3 separate regions of the Mus musculus genome follow, and regions 2 and 3 are each linked to region 1. A link is a loop called in an ENCODE intact Hi-C map of the cell type or tissue named here. Cell type or tissue: gastrocnemius. All regions are shown on one strand.

The links. Hi-C counts contacts between places; a loop is a spot of excess contacts. Peaks named below come from ENCODE experiments on the same cell type or tissue, not always from the same donor. Only the 100,000 strongest peaks of a DNase experiment are listed, where the experiment ranks them.
Region 2: it touches region 1 in a loop (8-fold over the local background); 3 of 42 quality-filtered maps call a loop at or near these places.
Region 3: it touches region 1 in a loop (7-fold over the local background); 38 of 42 quality-filtered maps call a loop at or near these places.

The regions. Positions count from the first base shown.
Region 1 is chr10:39,517,079-39,525,078 of GRCm38, reverse strand. Fyn (Fyn proto-oncogene) reads right to left here. Exons shown (of 14, transcript NM_001122893.1): 6 at 2,227-2,325. Among named protein-coding and RNA genes, the nearest start is that of Gm40627, 69 kb to the left of the region's middle. In gastrocnemius, a CTCF peak has its summit at 4,508 (motif pointing right); DNase peaks (open chromatin) are centred at 4,289, 4,604 and 6,608; H3K4me3 peaks cover 196 bases; H3K27ac peaks cover 2,894 bases.
Region 2 is chr10:38,872,188-38,880,187 of GRCm38, reverse strand. No RefSeq gene overlaps it. Among named protein-coding and RNA genes, the nearest start is that of Rfpl4b, 54 kb to the right of the region's middle. In gastrocnemius, a CTCF peak has its summit at 4,127 (motif pointing left); a DNase peak (open chromatin) is centred at 4,122; H3K27ac peaks cover 696 bases.
Region 3 is chr10:39,235,969-39,243,968 of GRCm38, reverse strand. No RefSeq gene overlaps it. Among named protein-coding and RNA genes, the nearest start is that of Gm31562, 4.8 kb to the left of the region's middle. In gastrocnemius, a CTCF peak has its summit at 3,941 (motif pointing left); DNase peaks (open chromatin) are centred at 2,200, 2,775, 3,900 and 5,180; H3K4me3 peaks cover 554 bases; H3K27ac peaks cover 187 bases.

The DNA of each region.
Region 1 (8,000 bases):
TAGCTCAGCTGTACGACCCTTGATTTCTGAGCATAATTACAACTCCTGGGAAATACCAAGACTCAGCTCTAGTATAAGGATCATCAATCAAGCATGATTTTTTTTTTAAAGGAGCCCACTCAGGATGGATAAAGAAGGAAGACAGATAACACTTCTACTTAGTCTCTACCTACAGGAATTCTGAAGACGGGAACTCAGCTCTACCCCTGATCTGAGATGGCTGCTGTTCTTGGAAGCCTGGTTTGATTTTCTCTCCCTGTCCAGCATTCGTGAGGAGCGTTTACCAAGTACCTGGCCTGTGCCCTGCAGTTGCGCTTCTCTGACACAGCTGCAGGGATTGCTTACTGCACATCTGAGAGAAAGCTGTGCACGGTTAATGGGCATGTCCATAAAAATGAGTCGGTGGTGCAGACATTTTAACATTCCCTTGCAACAGCACTGACAGCACACTTGTGCCGTGGCAGGAAGCCTCACAGGCCTCCTCAGGACCGGAATGCGTCTTTTGTCTCTCCACTTGAGCTGCTGAGTCCTAACCAACGCCCGGCAATCCGTTCACATTTCAGCACTGGATTGTATATGAGAGGATAAGTATGCCAAGAGCCCAAGGGAGAGTTCTGGAACATTCCACCAGAATCTGTGAGTAGGAGCAGCTTTCAGGACCAAACCATCACAGTATTCATCTATGAAAGCAAATGGTTTTAAAAATGAAGCTTCAATTCACCATGCCTGAATGTAGCTAGGAAGTTCACCATCAGATCCTTCTGTGAGTCAAAGAATTTCACCGAAGGAGCGTCACCTTCAGTGACTTGAGAAGTACCCAAACTCTCCACAATCCCAGCGTAGCAATAGCTGCTGTAAAGGATACGACACCAGCTATGTGAGAAATGTCTTTTTTTGGTTTGTATCAGTAACTCAATTAAAATGCTGTGTAAAACTGGTGAGAGGAAGGCCTGCAGAACAAGAGGTTACACTTAACCACACGCTGCTTGTGCAAAATACCGATTAATTGCACGTGTAAAAACCACAGGCTGTATTTTAAAAAGCTAACTTATACTCTAAAAAGCCCAAAATATTAAAAAAAAACCTTATCATTATAAATATGACTTAAATATGCACCCCCAAGTGGATTCTCAGTTAAATCAAAGGAATGTTACTTTGTAGTTAAGTTTTAAATTCCGAAAAGACACAGGAGATATTTACCAATCTGTCCTAAAAATTCAATACAAATACACATATTTCCTATTTTCTGATAATGAAACACACTAGTAACGAAGGGGGTAAAACAGCTCAAAACACAGTGCTGGAGAAGCAGAAACAGATCGAAGTGTAGGAGTACAAAAGACTTAAAGAAGAATGATGGACGCATGAGGATTAGGCTAGGGTGAAGGTCTACTCCTCTGTGCTGTGCCTCCGCAAATCCACAGCAGGCTGCAGGCCGTGAGCAACCGACAGTGACTCCTTTCTCTTTCTGGTGAGGTCTGTCCCTGTAGGTGGGGTAGAGGCCATCCATGTTCCTGAGCTTGGGACATCAACCTCCCTCCCCATTTCCTAAGAGTTCCTACAGGTTTCTCTGGAAAGAGAATGAACAATGACCAGTCAGCCATCCTTTGAGAGCCCCAGACTCCTACCACTTTCCAAAACTGCCTCCCTCCAGTGGGAGGGTGGGGCCAAATAACTGCTGGTCAAGGTCGACCAGCCACAACACCAACCGAGACCTCAGTCCAAGGAAAATATCCCTCGAAGCCCACAACTGCAGTAGTTTCCAAGTTGCTCTTCTGCCTGGGGAACAAAAAGCTATGTCTTTTCAGAAGGCTCAGTATTTCTGATTATCAAGCAGAGGACTCCTGTGTGTGTGTGTGGGCTTAATCTCTCATAATTATCTGCCTCCCAAGTGCTCAGGGAGCAGACTGCAGGCGCACGGTGGGCTCTCAGTAACACACACTGCAGCTGTGGTTTCCCCACATTGGTTTTTCATCTGGAGCAAGTTACTGGGTTTTCATCTAGGGTACTCACATAGAGCTTCTCAATCAGAAAACGGACGGGCTCAAAGGAAACCACGAAGTGAATAACAGTGTACTGCGCAGACTCGACAGCACAGCAGGACTGTAGCCTCTCAACCCTTAACCACTGGGAAAGGTCTTCTCGCTCCTGTGCTGTGTCACTGGCATTTTATGTGACAATTAAAAGCAGATATTTAGACAGACAACAACAACAACAACAACATACTCTTCTGCCTGGATGGAGTCAACTGGAGCCACGTAATTGCTGGGAATGTAACCAGTTTCCCCGGTTGTCAAGGAGCGGGCTTCCCACCAGTCTCCTTCCCTGCAAAGGAAAAGAAGGGACATGAATTGAACGCACCATCCAGCTGGGAATTCTGCAGGCCGACCCTATGCCTTTTCTGTAGCCTTGTGCCCCCTTCTGCAAACTTTCAACACGGGCCCTAAGAAATCCAAAGCACCACGCGCTGAAGTCAGAGTGCTTTTCTTACGTGCACGAGGCTCTAGGTTCAATACCCGGCCCCACATAAGCTAAGGGTGGAAATCCCAGTAGGAGGTTGAGGAGTTCAAGGGCATCATCAGGAGATCCTGAAACGGAAACTTTCCCACTTAGGGCTCGGGGAGGAGCATCTTTCTGGGTAGGAGGCAATCTTGAATGAGGGGTGTGTGTGTGTGTGTGTGTGTGTGTGTGTGTGTGGAGTACACACACCAGCCTCAGTTTACTTTGGAGAAGCAGTAGGAGGCCCAGTGAGGGTTGGATGTATGCTTAGTGGACCTATCAAGCTTGCTCTTGACGAAGTAGGAAGAAGACATGACCTTCTGCAGGTAGTATAAGAACACCACATAACAGGATTTCCTCAGACACTCTCAACAGGATGTTACTCTATTAAACATTCATAGCTCCCCCCACCCCCACCCCCAGATTCAGATGGAGGCCAGGCAGTTGTGTAGCTGGAGGGCAGAAGAGATCTCTGAGCCACTGCAGCAAAATTCTCAGAGTGTGAATCAGGAAGGGCACTTCCGACTCTCAGTTTACAGTCACTATATATAGAACTATTATCCATACGCTTGGATTCATGAAGGTTTATGGCATGTGAGCTTCCTCCCATTAACAGTGGGTGGGCCAATGATCATGTGCGTGGAGTTTAGCTGTGACTTGCACCAAATGAAAGCCTCTCTATCTATGAGGGCCAGGGAAACAGGCCTGCCGGTCACCATATTAGGCGCCTCAGCCTCTGACCATTACAGACACATCACCTCCTTTTCTTCTTTTTTTAGTCTGTGAAGGTAACAAGAGAAACCTCAGGCCTTTCTTTTCTTTTTCTTTTTTTTAAAATTGTCTTTGGCTGGGCTCTGTTGATGCTCAGTCAGGGAAGAAAACGTACTGATTTTGGGCTGGGAAGACCTTCCCCAGGTCAACATTAGGTAGACACCCTGGCCTCCTGTTAAGCCAGAGTCCTCCCTCCTTCAGGTTCCCTACAGAAAAAACTTCTGAGCAGGGGTACCAAGGACCAGTGACATCTGGTGGGGCTTTAGAAAGTCACAGAATAAAAGAATAAAATGGGAACTCATCCAAGTGGGTGTGGCTATGAGATAAATAACAGTAGAAAACACACACATACACACACACACACCCAAAGTGCTAATATAAGTTTTAAAAAATTATATTAAAAAATTATGTGTAGGCATGTGTGCCTCTCTATGCAGTAATGTGCAGAGGAGTGGAGGTGCCCTTGGATACCAGAGACCTCTATCCTGCTGGAGCTACAGATGGTTATGAGCTTATTGATGTGGGTGCTGGCAGCACACTCTTAACTCCTGAGCTATCTCTCTAATTTTGAGGGATTATAAAACCTATTTCTTGGTTAGGGGTGTTAGAGCACACATTTAGTCCAAGCACTTGGAAATAGAGCCAGGTGAATCTCAATGAGTTCAAAGCCAGCCTGGTCTACAAAGTGGGATCCAGGACAGTCAGGGCTACATAGTGAGACAACAAACAAACAAAGAAACTCCTAGCATCTTTCCTTTTTAACCTTATTAAACTAACAGATCAACCATGAGAGTGATACTGTAGTTCTCTTACCCAGAAAACTGTTTAATTATAATCACATTGTGTCCATATTCTTATTTGAAATATTTATACACATCAAAGAATTTACATAGACAAAACTCCCCCAAGGAGAGCCATGTCCTTTGTCAAGTGAACATCTCTCTTAGCTACCATTCGTGCATGTGTGCATGTGTGCCTCTGCCTTGTACATCTCATGACGTAGATGCTTTGTGGCCGCGTGCCTGCCTAGTGCACACAAGGCCAGGAGCCCATCCCCACCCCCAAGGAGAAAACCAAGTTAACATTTTAAGTCAGCACTGTTCCCATTTCTAGCCCCACAGAAATATATGTAGTTGTAAGTCTAGCATCTAAATGCATATTGGAAGTTATACTGACCACCATGTGTTTAAGAAAAAGGCTTTACCTTCATTTTAATAGTGAGTGTTTACTGCTCTGAAATTCCACTAGATGGAGACATTTCATCATTGAAAAACATAAAGATCACCCACTGGCTCTTCACAGCAACCAACCTTCACTGCTCCCAGCCTGGGAACCGCTCCAGACAGTGAAGAAGAATGAAGAGCTGGCAGCCCAGGCTTGTCTCCTAACGCATGCTAACCTTCATCAAGTTACTTCTAGTTAAATCAAAGTGAAAAAGAGCGAGCACCAATTTCAGGTGATGTCAGGATGTTGGGGGATCTTGCTGCAATCGGGGACAAGCCCAGTCTTACTCAGGTGACTGAGTAATCATGAATTGACTCACTAATGAGGCAATTTCCAATTTAAGTTAGTATCAGCTGTCTTGTTTTGGTGTAGCCATCTAAATAAGTTTACACACATTAGAATGTAACAGTTGTTCAGAAGAAAGATAGCACCACTCTGGACTTAACGTTTCTGGGCCATTTTTCCCCCTCACAAGAGTGACACACAAATGACAAACAGTCACACATTATAAGGCAAATGTCACATCTTGTGGCATTTTTCTCACACTCTATTCTCACTGGTCCTAGACTCAAAATATCTACTACAAGCTGTTAGGTAAATAAACAAGCAAAAACTATTTAATTCACTGGCAGCACCCATTCACCTCCACAGTCCTGCACACAGTGTTGGTTTGGAGCGGGATCTCTAACAGGACCCTTACACTTATATTTTTGGTTGTGAGCCTAGCCTTTAACGGTTGAGCCGTCTCTCCAGCCCAGGACCCTTATTCTTGACTTGAGCTACTGTAGTTAATCAGCATTTGAAAATCTGTGCCTGTGTGTGTGTGTGTGTGTGTGTGTGTGTGTGTGTGTGTGTGTGTGTGTGTGTGTGTGTGTGTGATGCATGCTGTTCAGGTATTCTTGCCAGTGTGTTTGCATGTCTACAGAGGCCAGAGGACTACATGGGCATCTTTCTCAGTTATTCTCTTCTTTGTTTTTGAGAAAGGGACTCTCACTCTCACTGAACCTGCAGCTAGCTCATTTAGCGAGACTGGGTGAGCAGTGACTCCTCCTGTCTGTCTGCTTTCCCAGGAATGGGTTACAAGTAGTGCTGCCTGCCACACTCAGCTTTCTGCGGACTAGACAAGGTTCCTAGGACTGACTGCTGGGGTCTGGACTAGATTCCCAGGCCTGAGCTGCTGGGAACTGTAGTAGGTTCCCTGGCCTGAGCTGCTGAGCTGTCTCTCCAGCCTATAAAGCTGCAGTTCTTTAAACTGTTCTTACAGTTCAGCTTTTTAATTCACTCGTACCTGGTAAGATACTGTCTTATTGTCTGACCCAAACCCGTGATTTAATCCGACACTGGTTGAGAATGGCTTCTAAGTTTTTGTAACAGACTCTGTTCTTCCATCCCGTCTTTAATCCTCAAGTCCCTCACAGGGCTGCGGCTTCAGGTGCTGGAAGTCCAGATACTTTGGAGATCAGATGGAGGCAGGAAGTGGCTTTGCCAAGAGCAGCCAGCCTTGAGCTGTCTGGCCAGCCAGGGATACTGGATTCTTCCTGCATTCCACAGCTGTACTTCTTACTCAAAGATAAGACTCTTGAAACTACTTTTATCACATGTCTGGGTAATACAAACTTTTTTTTTCCCCAGCTGGGTGGTGGTGGCACATGCCTTTAATCTCAAGCACTGGGGAGGCAGAGACAGGAGGACCTCTGGGTTGGACACAAGCCTTGTCTACAGAGTGAGTTCCAGGTCAGCCAAGACTACACAGAGAAACCCTGTTTTGAACACCAAACCAAACCACCAAACTTATTAAAAAAAAAAAAAAAATCAAACCAATTTTTTTTTTTCCTGATTATGACAGAAACTAGCTTTCAGTAGGTCCTGGGTCAGGCCATGATTGCACCTATGTAAAACACCCACTGCATTTTAAGGACATGCTGTTTCAAGGTGGGTAAATCACCAGTTACAAAGTGTGAGAACGGGGGTGGGGAGAGAAGGTGAACTTACAGTGCTGTGAACGCAAGCCTTTTACTACTGAGAACTCCCAACGGGTCAGCGAGGACCCCTCCAACCCTGTGTGCACTGGGAGGAGCCTTCTGAGCACGTCCTGATGGGAGGGGTAGTCAGAAGGAACACATGGGGGGGCAGCTGCCCCGGGGAGGACAGAGCCCCATTCCTCTCCTGTCAGGGCTGGTGGTGGTGGAGGGAGGGAGGGAGGCCTTCACACCATCTGCTCTGTCTTTTGCTCTGTATTCCCTTCCCTGTTATTACCCTTGACTCCAGGATATCGTTTTGCTGTACAAACCTTACTTTTCTTTTCCATAACCGTGAAAAGGGGCACTTAAATACCATGTAGGACAAAGAATTTTATCCTTAAAGGAAAAGTCCCTTAGCAATGTTCTCTTCTAGGAGAACAGGGTCAGAGGACCAGAGAACTCTGCAACCGTTAAAAGCTATGCAGTCAAATAAAATGCACAGTGAGATAGGCTGCATCCCCTAAACATTCCTCTAAAATCCGCTTTATTGACTGTGTAGACTCCTCCATGTTGACTGTGTAGACTCCTCCATAACAAAGGACAATGACAGGGACTTGACTTTGCCAGTGACTAACTGGGCCATGGCTGCAACCTCAAAACAGGCCTATGTCGGGAGTGTGCACAGGTGCCCAGAATTGTATGTGCCTTTTTCTACCCCTCTACTTCTTACTTCCTAGGGCCTACAGAGTTTCAAACTTCTAGTGACCTTGTCAGTTAAAGGACATTGTACCCACTGGGGAGCTTTACACAAAACCCAGTCAATAGACTCTGACAAGCAGCGCTCATCTGAGACTCAAACTAACAATAAGCAATCATAAACGGGAAGAGATCAAAGGCAAACGCCCCTCTCTCCAACGCTGCAGCCACCTCCCTCCATTCCCACCGTCACTTAAGACACTCCAGCTGCCTTTGATGGCAGCATCTGGGCTTTTCCCAGGTCACACCTGACACCACACTCTGAATTCTCAGCCCCACATCTCACCCTGGGCTTTGCCACCTGCCAGGACGGTGCACTGGGCAGCTCCCTAACCCGTGCTCTCAGATGTCACGGCACATACTTCAGACAGCTGTTGTGAAGGATCAGCGACAGCAATGACATGGTCAGTGCATACGGCACTTTCAATAAATGGCAGCCATTTACTATTTTAAAAACCCCTGTGCCTGCAGGAGCTCTCTGGGGGTGGAGGGGGAGGTAATTCTGGCTGCACGGACATGCTTAGTATGTGAGAATACAGTAAATTCTGTCCTTGAAATTTGTGGTAAAATACATGTAACATCAATGTATCACTTTTTGTATTTTTAAATGTGAGGTTACGAAACAGTAAGTCAGCATATACACTGCTGCCCAACCAGCACCAGGCGTGGTTATACACACCTTTGCCATGCATTTCAATAAATTAAAACACCAAAACACAGCCACCTCTCTTCTGGTGTTGACAACTGCTCCTAATTTTAAGCCTCCTGCTTTATGCAGACAGTGCCTGC
Region 2 (8,000 bases), 640 kb after region 1:
CCCCACTTCCTCCTTCTTTTTTTAATATCTGGATTTGAAACTGGATTGATAACTCAGCTGAAGCAAGCCAGCATCCATTCAAAATGAATAGATCAAGAAAGGAAATCAGACCTCTCATCTGGAAAGTAATGGAGACCTTGCACCGAGGCAACATAGCTCATTGTAAAAACAGGGAGGGGTAAGATGGTAACATTTGGCTGTGTTACCACATCTCTCTCTTTTCCCTTTAGACAAAATGGACAGGACTTGGCTCTGGCTCACTTATCAGGTAGGGAAGTTCAACCTCTCAGCAGCACTGAGCAGGTGTTCAGTAAACATCGGCTTGTTTGAATTAGGGATGTTTGAATTTCCTCTAGAGCATCTTTGACCACATAGAGTTTAAAGACCTCATGATCTCAGCCCTCTACCAGCTCTTTTTTTAATTTATTTATTAATATATCTAAGTACACTGTAGTTGTCTTCAGATGCACCAGAAGAGGGCATCAGATCTCATTAAAGATGACTGTGAGCCACCATGTGGTTGCTGGGATTTGAACTCAGGACCTTCGGAAGAGCAGTCAGTACTCTTAACCGCTGAGCCATCTCTCCAGCCCCTCTACCAGCGCTTTGAGAAAAGTCAAAGGCAAAACTTCTCATGCTCAGTAAAACACAGGGTGGCATGAACATGCAGTACTTAGGGATTTAAGTAAGTACTCGGCATCCTGCCTTTGACACGGATCTGCAGATGACCTCACTCAGTTCCATGGATATGACCCAAATACCTCAGTTAATTATGGAATGTTCTTTTTCCCTTAGCTTTTATAGACCCGCCCTAACTTAGAAATAAATGCTTAGTTAAGACAATCTCCAGCTTGGCCCTTCTGAAGGCACAGAAAACTGACTTAAATGTAGGCGCCCAGGGGGTTCCTGATGAAGCCATGTCTCTAAAGTGAAATCCTGCTTTCATATACATGAGGTTGGACTGCAGGGTCACATGAGTTCTGATGTGGACTTTCCCATGGATGGCATCATTTCCGTACCCAGAAAGTTCCAGATTCTGAAGAATTTCAGGTTTCGATGCGGAGATTAGGGCAGCTCAGCTTATATTTGGTATTCCACTCAACATGTTAACTTTATAAACCTTTTGATTTGTGTCAAATCGTATCTCCTTCCAGAAATCTTTGACAAGGACAGGGTTGCGTCCCACTTTTCTGTTCCACGTGTTGGCATTTATTGGTCTCCATGTTGCTTCTCACTCTGAATAGTCACATCCTAGTTTCTGCACCCCATCTGATCTCAACTTCTCACTCTTACCAGACAATGTCCAAGGACAACTGGGTGAGGCCCTGCTGTCTGAAGCAGGCCACAGGCTCTGCAGCAGGCCATCATCAGGTGTGTGTGTGTGTGTATGCACGTGTATGTATGTATGTATGTGTATATATGTGCATGTATGTGTGTAAGCTTTACAAGAGCTCTTTTAATTCACTAGCTATGCACCTCTAGGATCATGACTATCAGAGGGAGGCATGAAGGTGACTTTATTTGTCTTAATCACCTCCAATCCTGCCACAGCCTCATCTGGTTTCATAGTAGATAGATGGATTTAAAAACTGTAAGCAAACCAGTTTGTGCATAAAAGCCAGCCTTAAAGAAGAGACAGCCCCGTGTCTAGTGAATTTCAACGCTTCCAGTGCTCTGCTTAAAATGTAATGCATGTATGTGTATACACCATCTTGGGAAGCCAGTAAGATGTAGATGCTGGTTCTAAGGCCCAGAAGGGCCTTGAGATTCTAAATACCTAACAAGGGCCCAGGTGGTGTCAATCTAAGCAAGTAGTAAGAAAAGCTCATGTGATCTTTAAAATTTCTAAGAGCTAAACATTTAAAAGCAGGCTTATTATTGAAGGCATAGATGAGCACATTGACTCAGGAATTTGTTCCAGGCCGCACCTCTCATTAAAACCTGCTAGGCTTAAGACCGCTTTTCAATCACTATGCTGTTGGAGAGGAGAAAACAGACAAGAAGGAGATTTCATTCAGAAAGTAAAAGGGGCCAGCTCTGTGATGGGCTGGCTTGAAACTAGCTGTTAGGATGGTCCTGGAGTGGCTGGACTGAAGAACTTGGCAGGAGTTTGGAGAGTTTGGGGTTGTGGGGCTGTGGAGATGTTCATTCCAGGAGCTGGCCTGAAGCAAATGTGAGATTCAGAGGTGACCCAAACCCCAAAATCTCATCCTAGGATTGGTAGGATTTGGGAGAGCTCTCTCCCTGCTCTTAGCCTGTGTGCTCGCTCCAGCACACGACCTCGACCTCTACTTCTACCTCTACCATCTTCACCTCTGAAGTAGTCAGTGGCCAGATTACAAATTCAACTTCCTCTCTCCCTTCAACTTCCTCTCTTCGGATAAGAACCTGCCCTCCAGGTTCTTGGAATTCTTCTTTATGTAGATGAAGCATTCCTAGGCCTCCACCCTAGTCAATAATGTATATCCACCTTGGGATTCCCTACCCACTCCCCAAATCTATAACCACCCTTCATCACCCTGAATAAAATTGAGTTGCCTCACTGAAGCAGACCTTAGAAGTCAGTCAACACTTCCGTATTCCCAGCTGTCCTGAACCGGTCCCTTGCCTCTGCCCACTTTGTCCTCAATAACCGGAGGCCACCAGCCCATGGGGCTGGTGGGAAGGATCACTTGGGTCTCTTAAAGGAGCAAAAATGAGCCCCCTGAGCTGGGGGCAGGGGTTGCATTTGCCAAAGCACTAACTAAAGAGCTCTGCAAACCGCATACTCGAATCACCTGGGGATCTTCAAGAATATTGAGGTTCTGGTTAGACCACAGGCCAGAGAAGTTGAACTCTGAGTCTAGGATGCAAACAGCAGTTTTCTTGTTGCTACTCAGGCAATTCCAAACACTGATTACCTGGAGAAACTAGGTCTGCAAGTTCTTTGCTTCCAGTGCTTCCAGGGCAACATGGTTTATTATTAAGAAGAACACAAGGAGCGTTAAGGAGGACATAGTTCAGAATTTGGCAAGCTTTTCCCATACAGAACTAGAGAGTAAATATAGTGTTTTAGGTTTCATAAGACTTGAAGCAAAATTGAGCTTACCAGGTAAATGCTTGTATAGCAGAAAGCAAACAAATTCCACAACTTTTGATGAAAGATCAAACAGTGGTCAGTGAGCAGTTTCATATATAACTTTCATGTCATGAAAACTACATCTATTTTGACTTTTAAAGACCATTTTAAAATATACAGCCTATTCTTACCTTGTAGTTCATACAAAATTAGGCAGTAGGCTAGATTTGGGCTTTGTGGGCTAAAGCTTTTTGGCGTTTGATATAGATAACCATATTACCTCCAATCCAAAGACAAGGCAAGAAATGGACATCTAAGTAAAAAAGTCAACTACCTTACCTAACTTTGAAAAATCACAGTTTTCTCCAAGGACAGTCCGCAGATGTAAATACATGTCAAGACAAGTCTTGTTGGCACCTATATTTTTCACAATTATTTAAAAGTAGCTGACTGAGAATGTCACGCGAAATAGAGACATTCTGACTTAAAATGATGCAAGATGATCTACGGATGTCTTTTAAAAATGCAAAGGAGATTTTGATCAGACATTCAAACATGGTGTTTAACAGATGTGCATTTCCTGAGGCCTTGGGTTGTTAAAGATTCCTTGCTACAGAGTCACCCTTCCTGTGTTTGTAAATTGCACATTTCCACCTAGGGATTATGCGGCAAAAAAACCAAACCAACCCCGCCAAAAGCCAGTTTTATAGAGTGGCTGTTTGTGTTATCAGCAAGATAGTCTGAAGTACTGTAGAGAGGCTGTGAAAGTCACTCTTCCACCCTCAGGTATTCTATGTCTACATTATCCCGAAATATGACATTGAGACTGTCATATAAAATTTCTCATTAAGCAGAAAGCATGGTGAGAAAAACTTTAAAGAAAGCCTTAAGACCTGAAAGTCTAAATATTGCTTTTGTAACTCAGTTATAAAAAAGAAAGGTCAATTGTGCTATTTCTGGGCATGAACATTTTCGATTGGAATCAGAAGTTTCCAGGCAATCAAAGTCTTTTCCCTTTGGAGTTTGTCTGCCTTGAGAATTTGCCAGGCGTTGAAGTGGGCCCTCTGCTGGCAGTTCTATTCATTGCACCTAGATTTGATTTATATTGTTTTCTGACACGTTCTTTGAACCTGCCCATATTTTTAATGTTTTCTGTTATGACTGTACATTTCACATAACAAAGAAAACATAAATTCTACGTTGCCAGCTGTAATGGTTAATAATCCTCCACTCCTGCCCTTTTGAATTGTACTAGAGTGTTGGAACATCTGGCAGTTTCCAATTTCTATGTCAGAGTGGGGTTTTGACCTCTATTTCACTTTCAAATGGGTCTCCTCAGCAGAGTAACTCTGCTTTCTGGATTAATTTTGCCATTCTCACCTTTGACCGTAAATGTGAGTTTTTAACACATGATGCTTGAGAAGGGAATGGTGCAGTTTTCAGAGGAAGCTAGGGCTCTCTTGCTCTTTAACTACTTTTGTTAGCCTTTCCAATCCGGTGACTGCAAATACTCCTCAAATCTTATTCCTCACACATCGAAATTTTTAATTTACATTTGTTACAATGGAGGGCTCATCTGCTCTAACAATCCCAGTCACAAGGTTTAAAAGTAATGACTTTTTTTTTTTTTTTTTTTTTTTTTGTAAGCTGGTTCAGCTCTGGGACCTTGAGGAGGGGCAGGGAACTGTGTTTATTAGGCCTTGTACATGAGCAATTATAAGTGTAAATACGTGAAAACATATGTATCTCATCTAGCTTCCACTCTGCTGTCCACAGCTGCACAGCAGTTTTCATTCCTAAGTTATATTTTTGCCTAGCTCCCCTTTCTAGAGTCAGCAGAGCATCCCCTCCTGGGGCTCTCACCCTTGGAGAGAGCCTTTGAAGCATCTCTGATTCTGAATTTAGTCCTTTTACTTTCTGTCTTTTCAATCCTCATGACCACTGTATAGATTGATAGCTCCTCGTCTCTGGAAGAATGCACCAGCATTTTAAACCCTGTTATAATAATAACTGTTCAACTCTGTTATAGCCCTAGTATGTGCTTAGTGTGTTCTCATCATTTCAGTCTTCCTAAAGATGATTTTTAAAATCACATTCCTGTTCTTGTAATGCTTCTCCCAGGGCTCACAAATTCAGGGAGCACCTTCGAACTCTGCCTTGAACCCTCCAACCCAATGGCCAAATCTTAACAAGGCTTATTCCCACCAGTCCAGCCTACTCTTTGCCCTCTCTTCTTTCCATATCTAGTTTACAGCTCTATTGCAGGGCTTTTTAAATATGCTCCTTGTCTGATATGTGTGCTTTCTCTCTCTTTATACAAAGTTAACTCCAATTTAATCACTAGTGTCTACATAATTTATTTAACAATCTAGTCAACATTGAGAGTTACATGTCCAGCATTCATCATTAATAGTATCAAGCATTGTATTTTGTTGTTTTTAATTTGCACTGACTTGATTTGTATTTAATTGGTATGCATTCTCTTGAGTACCCTTGATTGCTCCTTCACTACCTTTTGCCTCACTCACAAGACTATATGTTTCTGATGATAAAACCATAGCATATTCCATACTATGGTGCACCATAGATAACTCATGTCTCTCTTCTGTAAAATGGAGATAATGGTGTCTTTCTATGTCATTTGACACAGGGCTAAGAGGAAATAATGTGAAGAACTTCTTTAAAGCTTTCAAACTAGTTCATTACCATTATTATGGCAATGACATAGAATGTTTTTCCCACCCTGAACACATGGGTCTGGAATTCCTTTATGAAGACTAAGTGGATCATGGAAGGGGACAGCTATCATTTCCACCACCTCTTATCTCCAGTCACATCAGACCAGCCAAAGCTCAAGGCAGAGATCAGAACTCCAGTTCAATTTGCATATCCAGACATTGGCTGCATTCCTTTTATTTCATATAAAGACCCTTAAGGTTAGTCTTTACCTCTTGTATATCCTCTTGCAACTTGGAGTAAAAGATGAATATTGCTTGTCAATTGTGAACAAAGGTATCCTAATAGTTTAATAGAATGCTGTGTCCTTATTTATTTTATTTTTTTTTAGAACTCTCTGTTGCACAGAAGTGGACGCTCACAGTGAGCTATTGAATGTATCACAGGGCCCCCAATGGAGGAGCTAGAGAAAGTACCCAAGGAGCTAAAGGGATCTGCAACTCTATAGGTGTAACAACATTATGAACTAACCAGTACCCCGGAGCTCTTGACTCTAGCTGCATATGTATCAAAAGATGGCCTAGTCGGCCATCAACAGAAAGAGAGGCCCATTGGGCTTGCAAACTTCATATGCCCCAGTACAGGGGAATGCCAGGGCCAAAAAGTGAGAGTGGGTGGGTAGGGGAGTTGGGGGGGGGTATGGGGGACTTTTGGGATAGCATTGGAAATGTAAATGAGGAAAATACCTAATAAAAATATTTAAAAAAAAAGAACTCTGTTGCATTAAATGCCAGTCAAAGATTTGTGATATAAAGTTTCAAGAACAGGGGAAGCTTTCATGAATGGATCACAAAGGAGAGATGTGAATTTATTTTATTTTTTGAAGGTTGGGAAAATATAAGCTAAGTATTTGGCAACTATTTTGCTATCCCTAATATTAAAAACATTGACTGATATTGAAAAGAATACCAAGTCAAAATTTGAGTAAGCCCCAGAAGGCCCCCAAACAACATTTGACAAAATCCAACACCCATACATGATAAAAAGTCTTGGAAAGTCAGGAATTCGAGGCCCACACCTAAACATAATAAAAACAATATACAGTAAACCAATAGCCAACATCAAATAAATGGAGAGAAACTTGAAGCAATTCCACTAAAATCAGGGACTAGACAAGGCTGCTCGCTTTCTCCCTACCTATTCAATATAGTACTTGAAGTCCTAGCCAGAGCAATTAGACAACAAAAGGAGATCAAGGGAATAAAATTGGAAAGGAAGAACTTAAAATATCACTATTTGTAGATGATATGATAGTACATATAAGTGACCCTAAAAATTCCACCAGAGAACTCCTAAACCTGATAATCAGCTTCAGTGCAGTAGCTGGATATAAAATTAACTCAAACAAATCAGTGGCCTTTCTATAAACAAAGGATAAACAGGCTGAGAAAGAAATTAGGGAAACAACACCTTTCACAATAGTCACAAATAATATAAAATAACTTGGTGTGACTCTAACTTTTAAGGAAGTGAAAGATCTGTATGATAAGAACTTGAAGTCTCTGAAGAATGATATCAAAGATCTCAGAGGATGGAAAGATCTTCCATGCTCATGGATTGGCAGGATTAATATAGTAAAAAAAGGCTATCTTGCCAAAAGAAATGTACAGATTCAATGCAATACCCATTAAAATTCCAACTCAATTCTTCACTGAGTAAGGAAAGGCAATTTGCAAATTCATCTGGAATAAAAAACCTAGGATAGCAAAAACTATTCTCAACAATAAAAGAACCTCTGTTAGAATCACCATCCCTGACCTCAAGCTGCACTACAGAGCAATTGTGATAAAAACTGCATGGTACTGGTACAGAGGCAGACAGTTAGATCAATGGAATAGAATTGAAGTGAGTTCCAGGACAGCCATGGCTATACATAGACACCCTGTCTCCGAAAACCAAAAACCAAAAAAAAAAAAAAAAAAAGAAAAAAAAAAAAAAGAAAAAAGAAAAGAAAAGAAAAAAGAATTTAAGACCCAGAAATGAACCCACACACCTATGGTCACTTGATCTTTGACAAAGGAGCTAAAACCATCCAGAGGTAAAAAGACAGCATTTGCAACGAATGGTGCTGGCACAATTGGCAGTTATCATGTACAAGAATGTGAATTAATCCATTCTTATCTCCCTGTACAAAGATCAAGTCTAAGTGGATCAAGGAACTCCACGTAAAACCAGAGACACTGAAACTCATAGAGGAGAAAGTGGG
Region 3 (8,000 bases), 280 kb after region 1:
GGTCTGGAGACTGACACCCCACCCCCAACCCCAGTGATGTGCAGTTGAGTGGTTAAAAGTTCTGAGACCCTGTGAGAACTGGAAATTCTTGGTTCTCAGCTGTCAGATGGAGAAAAGGGAAAGCAAGCAGGAGGAAGCTGTTCCCACTGAAGATCGATAGAGAGGTGAACGCATTCCGGTGGCGTGAGTGTGGGCGGAACAGCAGAGGGACTTAGATGGAGAGCTGGAGATGGGATTCTGTGGAGAGCTGTCCCAGATGCCACCAGGATTCCCCTCCCCTATCTGAAGGTGACTGTCAGCACCTTCATAACCTCACCACAATCAATATACATTTGTTTAACAAACAGATTTAGAATAGAAAATATTTATGTGAAAAGTTATCAGCAGGCACAATAGTAGTGCATGCCTATAATTCCAGCACTCAGGAAGAGCATTAAAAGTTCAAAGCTGGGCTGGAGAGATGGCTCAGCGGTTAAGAGCACCGACTGCTCTTCCAGAGGTCCAGAGTTCAAATCCCAGCAACCACATGGTAGCTCACAACCATCTGCAATGAGATCTGACACCCTCCTCTGGTGTGTCTGAAGATAGTACAGTGTACTTACATATAATAATTAAATAAATCTTAAAAAAGAAAAGTTCAAAGCTATCTTAGTCTACCTAGAGTTCAAGGCTAGCCTGGGCTAAAAACAGAGTTACTGAACACCTAGGCTAGGATTAGACCTTGTCCAAAACCAAAACAAAACACCAGCAAAATATGAGTATTTACTGAACTACTATTAATAAAGAGGACTATGAAGAGGTAGATAAAAGGGCAAACTATAATCACTTTTGATAAACTAATAAACTCATCCAGGGTTAAAAATACAAATATACAGAGAAGCATAACCCATAATTTACTCACATCTGGATGGATGCACACATTAAATTTGTCCCCTTTTTCCTTTTCTGGTGTCACAGGTTTTGCTGCTGCCAATACACCTGTAAGAACATGCTGTTGAACCTTCACTCATACCTACAGGCTAAATTAGAGCGCTGGCTGACTGAGCTAATAGGTGCACATATAAAAGTCATTGTAGGTTATACCTGCCCTTTGCAGAGGGGCACAGAACAGTTTTATACACGAGTCGGTCTTTACGTTATGATAGCAACGTGATCGCAGATGAGGTTGGAGAGGAATCTGCCCTGGTGAAGAACTGAATAGTCACCCATGCAGAGCCAGCCGAAAGTTACAAGAGAAGATGCTAAGAGTGGAAAGACCTGGGTCATATCCTGGCCTCAGCCTGGCTGCATCACGTGAGACAGAGAGACACCACTGTGGAGCTAGATTGGGATACAGCAGCTACCCTGAATGACAACCTTCCAAGTGCTATTGTGGGTTTGCATGTGTGGGCTGTGGAGGCCTTTCTTCCCAAGAATTGCTGTTTAAAATGCAGAAACTCATCTGCTCTGCTTCAATCATGGGAAGTAGCCGTGAGACCTGGTTCTGGCCTGTTCTTCCCAAGGTACTTGTGAGGGACAAAGTTGGGAGATTCGCATGTGTACCACCCTGCCTCTGCGTGGGGAGTTCATCACCCATTCTTGTAGCATTGGCAACGGTGGAAACTGGTTGGAGCCAGTTAGTTCGGGTCATTGATTATGCCATCAGGAAAGGCTTCGGGCACAGGGGAAAGACAGGAGGAAGCCTAAGGAAGAGAAGCCATCAGAACATCGGAGGTTGTGAAGCTGTCTGCTGCTTGAGGTGGCTCAAGTAGAGAACCCTCAACCAGCTTAGGCCAGATGCTGCACAAGAGATGAGTTCAAATATCAGGAAACCAAACAGGAAACTCTGCTTGAATCATCAGTCAGCAGACTGTATGGAGAGGGACCGCACGACTTAGTTAGACAAGGTGACTCTGAAGAGTATAAGGCGGTGAGCAGAAGTCATATGAGTGAAATCTAAGATTCAGATGTAATTCCAAGGTTGTACAAAGTTGACAGGAATGGGTTTTGTTGCTCAACAAAGGACAGGTTAACACTGAACATGACCCTCGGCTCCAGGCTCCATGAGAGAAAGCCCTATTGACTCACCAGTCAGTTAGGCAGGTGCTCTATTTCTGAGCAGCTGTTAAAAACCTTCGGCTTACGTGTCCCTGTAGCTCATTTATCCACTTATTTCTGTGACACCTGCTACCATGGGGGCTGGGAGGCAGCATAGGTGTACGTCTTGGCAGGCACAGAATAATCTGAGCTCCATTCAGTCAGAATGCTATCTGGCATCAGGGAGGTTGCCTGTACTCTGAGGGGCTTTGTGCCAGTGTCAAGAGATGTCTCCCTGTGAGACAAGGCCTGGAGTCACAGGTTTCTACTTAAGTTGGTTTCTCTCACATACACAGGACCTCACAAGAGGGTGCAAACAGGCCATCCTGAGCCTTGAATGCTAGAGAACACCACACTGAAGAAAGCCTGGGCCTCATTGTCTCAGGATAGTCTAAATGATGGTTCTCAGCCCGGGGGGTCAAACAACACTTTCACCGGGGTCACCGAAGACCATCAGAAAACACAAATATTTACATTACAATGCATAAAAGTAGCAAAATTATAGTTGTGAAGTAGTGACAAAAATAATCTTTCAGTTGGGGGTCACCGCAGCATGAGTACTAAAGGGTCCCACATTAGGGAGGTTGAGAGCCACTGGTCTAGAAGCAGCCCCCTTGCTCACCCGAGCCTTCGGAACTGGCTTTCACAGGCCATTGACACCAATGTGATGCCAATACAGGCATCCAAGTGGTTTGGAAGCCATCCCACTTGTATTCCGAGAGGACATTAACACAGCACTGCAGTCTTAAGTGGAGAGAAAGATGGAGTGTGGTCCAGAGAGCTCTGGGCTCAGACCAGTGGTGCTGTTTCAAAGCTCTTCTAGGAGCTGCACACTTGGCCATCCTTCCTTCTGCCTGTCTTGTGCGTGTTGCTCAGGTCCATTCCGGTTTTGAGGGGCAGCGGGAAAATAGTCCCTGACTGCTCCCTATATCCAGTCTCTCCCCTGTCCAGGCCAACTTGAGTAGAAATAAAATTTAAAAATATAAAGTGCCTACTACAATGCTATGCAAAGTGCTATGCACTTACTTAATTCTTGTGTAATTTTATAAAGATAGATAACTTCATTTTTAAAATGTTCATTAGTTTTTTTGGACATGTTTTGATTTTATTTACCTCACTTGCCCAACTTTTCTCTGGTCCATTCTCTTTTCCGTCCACCCAACTTTGTGCGTGTTTTGTCTTGTTTTGTTTTTGTTTCTTAAAAATCTCTGATAACCAATTTGTGCTGCCCAAATATGCTTGCACATGTGGCCTTCTACTGGAGAGTGGTCAGCTTCTCAGGGCCTACTCGGATAGACTAGGAGGCAGCCGGGCAGTGCCCTGGTACATTGATAACAGCTTTGACTACACTCTCGTTCTTCACCTTCAGAGCTCTAACCATTGAGAGAAGCTGCAGGTACTAAGGGTCTTTACTGCTGCTGTCTCCTCGTGTTTCTTGGTTATTTTATACTCTGGGTATAGCCCAGCAGAGAAAGAAATAAGCCCCAGTGGTGTGGGGTAGTAGTGGCGATCAACAAACATATAGTTAGTATTTCAGCTTGGCTTCTACTCGGGTCTGATTGTTTGATGGTCGTCTGGGAAGAAATGATACAATAGGGCAGTGGGGGAGGCATTGGAACCCGTTGAAAAGTCAAACTGTGCGGGGGTGGGGGGTGTTGAAAACATTCTTTGATGATTTGCTGTATCTTCTTTTGACTTCTGTGATGAAAAGCAATGTCCTTGCAGGCAGCACGAACCTACCCTGGGGAGTGAGGGAGCTGATTTTCTTTCACTGAAGTCTGCAGATTGCTTTGCAGTGAAGACCACGCGGCTCGGGCTTCCCCGCCCAACGGGGGAGCCGGGTTTGATTGTAACGAACAGCGACCTCTAGTGGGTATCTTAGAATTTGCATTTGGCAAAGACTACACAATGAAATGGGAATCCTGATCGAATTCCAAAGGAACAAAGGAGGCACTTTCCCATTGTTTTCCCTGGTAGAGAAGTCCGGGATCCAGGTCTGAAGAGTTCTCCTCATCTGCACCACTCACTCTTGGAGGTGATACTCGACACATTGCCTCCCCTGCCCCTTCCTTCAAACCTGTCACTGGCTTTGATTTTTAAAGGCTCTCCTGCTTGGCTCAAAGATATCATAGTCATCAACTTCTCTTAGTGTGATTGTGCATGTGTATATGTGCGTGAATGTGCGCGTGGGTGTGTGCGTGTGGGGGATATGAATCATCATGGCACTGGAAGATAGAAGATCAGGGCCATCCCAGAGAGCTATTGGGAAGGCTATTCTCCATAGGGGAATAGAGTGCCTGTTCACCCTAGTTCATTATGGCTTCTTCCTTGGGCTGCCATCCCTTTTCCCATATGAGGCTGTATGTTGCCTTTGAAAACAAAATCCTCTCCGTGACCCTACCTCTTCCACATAACAGCAGGTGGCTAGTGTAGGTTTCTTCCTGTTCTATAGCTCTGATCTCAGCCTCACCCACACCTAATATTCCAGGGTCTGCTCTCCAGGCCGAGTTAGCTCTGTCGATGGTATTCATTCCCAAGGAAAAATGGGGGCAGAGAGTGACCTCTGACTTTGTCAGGAGCTGGGAGAATTCTACTGGAGAAAGGCTGAAATCACAGCTCCTGGCCTGTGACCTCACAGATTTGTGATGGGAACAGGAGTCTGAGGTCTGGGGCATGAGAGCATAGATAATAGAATAAATTTAGAGACGTTTAAAGCCAACACAGTCTTGATATGTGGATGCTGTGATCACTGGGCTGGGGCTTGAAACAGCCTTTTAAACTAAGTTTCAAAATGGAGGTGCTGTGTGCCTTCCTGTAGCTTTAAGCTGTGTGTGACAAACTTCCTGTCCCCTGGGCTTTCCTCATACTTTGAACAAGGCTTAGGCATTTGCTCAAAGCCATGGCTCTCAGGGACAACCAGCCCATACCACCACTGCTCACACAAGCTCACGGCGTGATGAAAAGTTACCTGTCAGAAATAAAACATACATTACATGGATACTTTACTCCTTCCTATTCGGCAGCGACTGTTGTTCTGACAAAGACTCGATTCTTGGCTCAACTCCAGGCTGGCTCCTCCGGGCTCTCTTCTTGACAAGCCCTCAACCTTGACCTACAAAGACTTGGACAAACACTAACACAGTTTCTAAAGTTCAAAAGCTGCACCCCCCATGAACGGCCCCAGGCTTCCCAAACAAGCTGACTAGAACATTCAAAGCTATTAAAAGAACTTAATGCTTGTCGCAGTCGGTACCTGAAGACAGGACCCCTGCATCTCCATCGTTGTGGGAAGAAAGAGCCAAGTGGCAGTAAATATCGAGTAGACCAGGCTCCTCTTATAAGACTATTTTAAAAAGCAAATGGACCTGTGTCCAATCCCAAGCACACACATAAACTCTAAAGCAGGCCTGGCAACATACACCTATATGAGATTCATCACTGGGGGCAGGAAGGCTGGAAGAATGACATCATGAGAACTGAGACAGGGGGATGCCTATGTTCAATGAGAGACCCTGTCTCTAAAACCAAGGTGGTAAACAATTGAAAAGGACCCCCAATATGCCCAACTTTGGCTCCCACACATGCATATACACACATATGTGTATATATCAGAATACATGCATACACAAGCAATATTAAAACATAATTTTATAGTTTTTGAATAATTTTATAATGGCTTTCATTATAGATGATAGATTATGAAAATCTCTTATCTACTTTGTCTCTGTTTTCCTTCCCGCTGATCCCCATCCATTCTCCCTTTAAAATTCCTAGTCTCCTCTGCAGATTGAGGCTGAAGTCAGCTCAGGCTATAGTCTTTCACCTATCTATAGTCAATCAATTACCAATGTATATCTTCACCACTCTAATGGCAAGCTTTGTTTGTCTCTGACAGTCCATTCAGTGGATGATGGGCACTGGAGTCACTGCTTGTACATATTTGCCATGAGATATAGTACTGGATGGGATTAGAGGTGAGGAGGACACATCTGCCCCAACACCGGGAGTAACTGGGACCAGCAGAACCCAGACATCCAGGAACTCAGCCCAACCAGTGGCATGGGTTCCTTCTGGTCTGAGCCAGTGCCCTGAGCAGACCTTGGCTGCAAACTCCAAAGCCAGTTACACTGGCTCCACACCCAGGCACTCTAACACGCCCAGGATCACAAGGTTAACAGGATTCCAGGAGCTTGGTCACACCAGGATCTCAGAGTCCCAGGAGTTCTGACACAACCAGGATCACAGGAAGGACAGGCTCCAGTCAGATATAGTGAAGGCACGTAGCACTCGTGATAATCAGATGGTGGGAGACAAGTGTAAGAACATAAGCAACAGAAACTAAGGTTACTTGGCATCATCAGAACACAATTCTCCCACCATAGCAAGTCCTGGAAACACCATCACACCAGAAAAGCAAGATTTGGATTTAAAATCACTTTTCATGATGGTGATTGAGGACTTTAAGAAGGTCATAAATAACTAACTCCCTTAAAGAAATTCAGGAGAACACAGGTAAACAGGTAGAAGCCCTTAAAGAGGAAACACAAAAATCCCTTAAAGAATTACAGGAAAACACAATCAAACAGGCAAAGGAAATGAACAAAACCATCCAAGATCTAAAAATGAGAATAGAAACAATAAAGAAATAACAAAGGGAGACAACCCTGGAGTTAGAAAATCTCGGAAAGAGATCAGGAGTCATAAATGCAAGCATCACCAACAAAATACACGAGATAGAAGAGAGAATCTCAGGTGCAGAAGATACCATAGAAAACATTGACACAACAGTCAAATAAAATGCAAAAAGCAAAAAGCTCCTAACCCAAAACATCCAGGAAATCCAGGACACAATAAGAAGACCAAACCTAAGGATAGTAGGTACAAAAAAGAGCAAAGATTCCCAACTTAAAGGGCCAGTAAATATCTTCAACAAAATTATAGAAGAATACTTCCCTAAACATTATGAGATGCCCATGAACATACAAGAAGCCTACAGAACTCCAAATAGACTGGACCAGAAAAGAAATTCCTCCTGCTACATAATAATCAAAACACCAAATGCACTAAACAAAAAAGGTTATTAAAAGCAGTAAGGGAAAAAGGTCAAGTAACATATAAAGGCAGACCTATCAGAATTACACCAGACTTCTCAACAGAGTCTATGAAAGCCAGAAGATCCTGGGCAGATGTCATATAGACCTCAGAGAACACAAATGCCAGCCCAGGCTATTTTACCCAGCAAAACTCTCAATTATCATAGATGGAGAAATCAAAATATTCCCTGACAAAACCAAATTTACACAATCTCTTTCCACAAATCTAGTCCTACAAAGGATAATAGATGGAAAACATCAAGACAAGGAGGGAAACTATACCCTAGAAAAAGCAAGAAAGTAATCTTTAAACAAACCCAAAAGAATATAGCTACACAAACATAATTCCACCTCTAGCAACAAAGATAACATGAAGTAAAAATCACTTTTCCTTAATATCTCTTAACATCAATAGACTCAATCCTAATAAAAAGACATAGACTGACAGACTGGATATGTAAACAGTACCCAGCATTTTGCTGCATACAGGAAACGCACCTCGGTGACAAAGACAGACACTACCTCAGAGTAAAAGATTGGAAAACAATTTTACAAACAAATGGTCCCCCAAGAAACAAGGTGGAGTAGACATTCTAATATTGAATAAAATCAACTTTCAACCAAAAGTTATCAAAAAGGATAACGAAGGACACTTCATACTGGTCAAAGTAGAAATCTACCAAGATGAACTCTCAGTTCTGAACATCTATGCTCCAAATGCAAGGGTACCCACAGTCATTTAAAAAACTTTACTAAAGCTCAAAGCACACATCACTCCCCACACAATAATAATGTGAGACTTCAACACTCCATTCTCAGCAATGGACAGAT